Regions from separate parts of the Homo sapiens genome. Here region 1 is linked to region 2. A link is a loop called in an ENCODE intact Hi-C map of the cell type or tissue named here. Cell type or tissue: endothelial cell of umbilical vein. All regions are shown on one strand.

The links. Peaks named below come from ENCODE experiments on the same cell type or tissue, not always from the same donor. Only the 100,000 strongest peaks of a DNase experiment are listed, where the experiment ranks them.
Region 1: it touches region 2 in a loop (4-fold over the local background); 2 of 110 quality-filtered maps call a loop at or near these places.

The regions. Positions count from the first base shown.
Region 1 is chr13:104,570,699-104,573,198 of GRCh38, reverse strand. No RefSeq gene overlaps it. Among named protein-coding and RNA genes, the nearest start is that of DAOA, 890 kb to the left of the region's middle. In endothelial cell of umbilical vein, a CTCF peak has its summit at 1,355; a DNase peak (open chromatin) is centred at 1,388; H3K27ac peaks cover 217 bases.
Region 2 is chr13:106,082,758-106,085,257 of GRCh38, reverse strand. No RefSeq gene overlaps it. Among named protein-coding and RNA genes, the nearest start is that of LINC00460, 290 kb to the left of the region's middle. In endothelial cell of umbilical vein, a CTCF peak has its summit at 1,457 (motif pointing left); a DNase peak (open chromatin) is centred at 1,437.

The sequences.
Region 1 (2,500 bases), 1.5 Mb after region 2:
TGCCACGGCCTCACTCACTGAAGCAAGATGGCAGCTACGCACCTTTGACAGCCTCTCTCTTTCTCTTTCCTTTACAGGCCCTTCTTTTCTCTTGCTGAATCTGAGAAGTAGAATCAGAAGACAAGGTCAAGTTCATGCAGGGACAATGCTCCGACGACGTTATCGCATAGATGGAAATCCACTGTGTTCGGGGGGAAGACTGGGCTCATTTTATTAGCCTTATTGGCCAGTGGCCTTGTGCACTCCCACTTTTGAGGATGCTTTTTGACAGTTGCTTGTTAGTTTATGTGTTCATTTGAGACAGGGTCTAGCTCTGTTGCCCAGGCTGGAGTGCAGTGACGCCATCATAGCTCACTGCAGCCTAGAACTCCTGGCCTCAAGTCATCCTCCTTTGTCAGTCTCCCAAAACGCTGGGATTACAGGCGTGAGCCATCACACTCAGCTGACAGCTGCTTGTTAATCATGGTTCTTGCACTGAATAACCTTTCTAGTTAGTGAGTGAGGCATAGAAGGCAGGCTTGAGGACTCACAAATTGCCCCACCTACACCCCCACCAAAAGCAACACAATCTCTCCTAATTCGATTGACACCCTCCACACACCCAGCTTGGCTTCAGGGAAGGAAAATGGGCTCCTGCCATACAATCTCCATGCAACAACTCCTGCCAAATGCAACACAGACCATAATGTCATTTATAATTTGAATTGTACCAGTTTAGACATTTAAAATATCTCACGTATTCATTGTTACATTCATCTTCGTTTTTCTCCATTTCTATTTTTGGCAATCCTCTAATTTCTTGTTCTCTTAAGTAAAAAGGAACAAAAAAATAACAACAAAAGAAAGCTCTTCAAAAATACTTGGATTCCGGTATTTGTGTGTGGTTTCAATAGGGAAGCTTTTTTTAAACTACTTGGACTAGAACAGAACAAAATATATGAGTTTGGGGGAAAAAGACCACAACAGGGGTGTGTGTGAGAGGCAGGTGCTGGGGGAGAGGCCTCAAACAGCAGAAAAGCTTTGAAGCCCTATAGGGCACTGACCTGCAAGGACTAAGTTTGAACAATTGTGTGGGAAGTTTGGGGGTTACTAAGCTAGCTTCGTAATGTAACTTCTTTCCCCTCTTTCCTTTTTTGACAATAGCATTCCTTTCTCCATTTCTGTTCTGTTATTTTTTTAACACATCTAAAATGACATAAAACAAACATAATACACAGGCACACACCTGCACTCACATACACAAACACACAAACTTCTGTGAGTTCCACAGAGGCCGACCCCTTTGCTTCAGTGAGGGCTGTGGAACTGGAATTTCATTCTCCTACGGACTTGCTCTGAACAACAGTTAAGTAAAGAGCTCCCACTGGTGGTGGAGGGAATTTTACTGTCCACACGAAATGCCTTTCCCTACCAGTCAGTGCTTGGAGACTGGATCTCCGAGTCACAGACGAGATGTGGGCTAATGTTGCTCTTTCGCCATGTGATGTAGCAAATAAAATGCCATTGTTCCCCTAGGTGGCTGTGGGTATTAGTCACAGCTGACGCTAAGCAGGAGGTGCGTGGTGTCCTGCCAGGACTGTTATTAGTTACAAGTCTGGATGGGCTCCCGATGCACCATTTTCAAGTAGCTTCAATGCTGTTAAACTTTTAGGAATTCCAAAGCTACTGCTCCAAAGCCTCAAGTTCCCTCACCTTAGAACAAAGATTGCTGCCTTTATTACCAGTCTTATGTTTAACCAGAGAAAGTACAACTTTTCCAAGTTTAAGCTTCTCTAAACTGCTTTTGAGGAAGAGAGGTTCTCTGCATGTGTCCGAGATAATTGTCAAATACCAAATTTGAACACACGTTCTGAGTCACCTGAAGAACCAGCCCGTGTCACTAAGACAAGCACAAATAGCTCCTCTGCTGTGGGACTCTTCACCTACCGCAGATGTTTCCATAAATATTTCAGCAGATACCATTTTCATGACAATTACCAAGAATGTGTGTGTGTGTGTTTTTTTTTTTTTTTAATTTACAGTCTATGTGAAAAATGTAATAGAAGAGAATAATGCTGGATTTATATGGGAGAAAAGTGTAGGTTTTTCTCCTATTTGGTGTCTTAGATTAAGGTACTTTGATACATCTGTCCAAACAGACATTACATCGTGAACAAGAAAAGATGGGACTGGTAGAGACTCAAAGTAACAAGAACAGTTTCCAAGAAAGAAGCAAGGCTATTAAATATTAGGCTGTTGCAAAAGTAACTGCGGTTTTTGCCATTTGAAAATAATGCCAAAAAACATAATTACTTTTGTAATAACCTAATAATTAGACCCAAGATAAAAATCCATATATACTCAACTTACTTTTAAATCCAGAGCTTATGTCTTTTTCCAATCAGACCTCAACATAGAACTTCGCTTAGATTTTCTTATGATCTGGGTTATGTAAACCTCCTGGGATTTATAAAACAACTGGATATCTTGAATCCTTCTCTTTAAGTCAGATCTTGTCAGC
Region 2 (2,500 bases):
TTACCCAGTTACATTTAAAGCTGTCTGCGTTAGAGGAGTGGTTGTTAAAAATGAAGCTTCTCAGATCCATCCAGCCCTGAGCATGATGAACTCGGGAGGAGGGCTTGGGACTCTGCATTTTAATTAAATTCCTCAACAGACAGTTACATACATTAAAGTTTGGGAACCCCCAGTTTCACAGTAACTTATCAAGTCAGAGCTAGATATCAAAATAGTTCCAATAAGGGATGTTTGAAGATGAAGGGTAACCCCAACGTCTGATGAATTCACAGACTCCCTCAAGCTTCGTTTTTTCTTAAAGTAAGTTTGGACTGTTTCTGGAAGCCCCCAAAGTACTTCCTAGCAGACACCCACCAACAGCCCACAGACGGGGTCCTCCTGAGATGGCCATTTGCCCACTGCCTCTCCTGCTTGCTCTCTCCCCTGCTTCTGTAACGTCTACTCCACCCAAACACGGATATTCCAATGTTCCAGGTAAGGGGACAGAGGCATGCAGGCTTCCCATTCTCAGGGTGCTGGTTTGGATAAAGGCCCGAGAAGAGTTTCCTTCAGCTCCCTGAACCAAACTCACAATCTGGGTCATTTATGCTTTGTCTGGTTGACAGCATGTGGCCCTCGTAACCAAGGGGTGATTCAACCCTGGCCACAGGGCTGAACGTGGACAAGGCCTTCCAGGCTCGCCATTTTATTTCCACTCTTTTTTTTTTTTTTTAAGTTCTACCTTCACTAAAATTCCTACTCGTCACCACTCACAGATCAAACAAAAAGAAAAGCTTTTTTTTTTGGGCAAATGATGGAGCCCAATGTGTGTGTGTGTGTGTGTGTGTGTGTGTGTTTGTGTTAGAATGTTAGTGCCTTATAAAGAAAGTGAGCAACAGGCAATTTAATATCTTGCAATTAAGAGTAAGTTTTCCAATCATGAAGTTCTCATAGGTGTGTGGTGCCTTCTGACATTGAAAAAATAAGGTGACATGTGCAGGAGTAAATCACTCTGCTACAAAAGGGGCAACTTGAAAATGGAAAACTGAGACTAAGAGGAAGTGGCCAAAGGTCCTTCACGTTGATGGACCTAGTGAAAGCCAAGCTGTGCTATTAAATATTTACCAGCTGGCTCCTCCCCCTGCAAATCAAGCCCTGATTTGTAGCACTTGCCAATTTCTGTTGTATTCATATTCCCATCATGGTCTATTTAAACTGCCAATATAATATCAATTGGCTTGCAGAATTTCTAAATATTTAATAAAGGGCTCTTGGTAGCTGATAGGACCACACCATTGTGTTTGGAAAAAAGGAAACACGAAAGTCATGCAGGTAAACGTTCACTTAACAAAATTCTAGACAGAGACAATTGGCTATTTTCCTAAGGCTATGTGGGTGTCAAAGTTGGGGACTTCCCCACCACAAAGCCTGTTTAGAGCAGCAGTCTCAATGGGGCAGTGCTGCCTCCTAGAGGATTTCTATTCCAGGGAAATTCCTGGGGGCAACTTTTGTTGTCACAATGGACTGGGGGTCAGAATGATCACTGGACAGGGGCCAAGGATATTAGACATCCTCCAAATGCCAGGTTTGTACTGAAAAGCAGAATGTTATCCTGAGTTCTGCACAAAATTCTAAAGTCTCAACAAATAATCTTCCAGGTTAAAAAAAAAAAGCATTAAATAACTCTGCTTTATGTATAGTATTTCTTTGGCATGAGTTTAATATAGGTAATGGATCTTATAGGAATACAGCTACTGTAAAAGTTGAGGTATATTTGCATTTTTTGGTTCAAAATCATACCAAGAACTGTTTACCATCCAAGTCCAGGATAGCAACAGGACTCACTGGATTTGAGTCTAATATAACACACCTGTCTCAGACAGCATTTGCAATTGGCAAATGTTGTGCCATGTTTCCACGTAGAGCAAAAACACCTGAATTTTTTTTTAGTCTTTTTTTTATATTTTAGGTCTTCTACTGTAGTTATGTCTGAGCATTTAAAATTGAAATACACATTATTTTGTTATAATTTATCACTTAGTTTCTCTTTCATATGTAAACAGTATATACTTTTATTTCTTTTTTTGAGACAGAGTTTCACTCTTGTCGCCCAGGCTGGAGTGCAATGGTGCGATCTCAGCTCACTGCAACCACCGCCTCCCGGATCCAAGCAATTCTCCTGCTTCAGCCTCCTAAGTAGCTGGGCTTACAGGCACCCGCCACCACACCCGGCTAATTTTTGTATATTTTAGTAGAGATGGGGTTTCATCACGTTGGCCAGGCTGGTCTCAAACTGTTGATCTCAGGTAATCCACCCGCCTCAGCCTCCTGAAGTGCTGGGATTGCAGGCATGAGCCACTGAGCCCAGCCACATTTTTAAGCGTAGTATATACGTAAGATATATAAGGAATTTTATTTTGGGATGGTAAAAAAAGTATTGTATACCACAGTAGAATTTATGCTAGGGCTATTACTGACCCCTCTCAAACTTTATCTGAATTAGTGCCTGAGCTGGTCATTC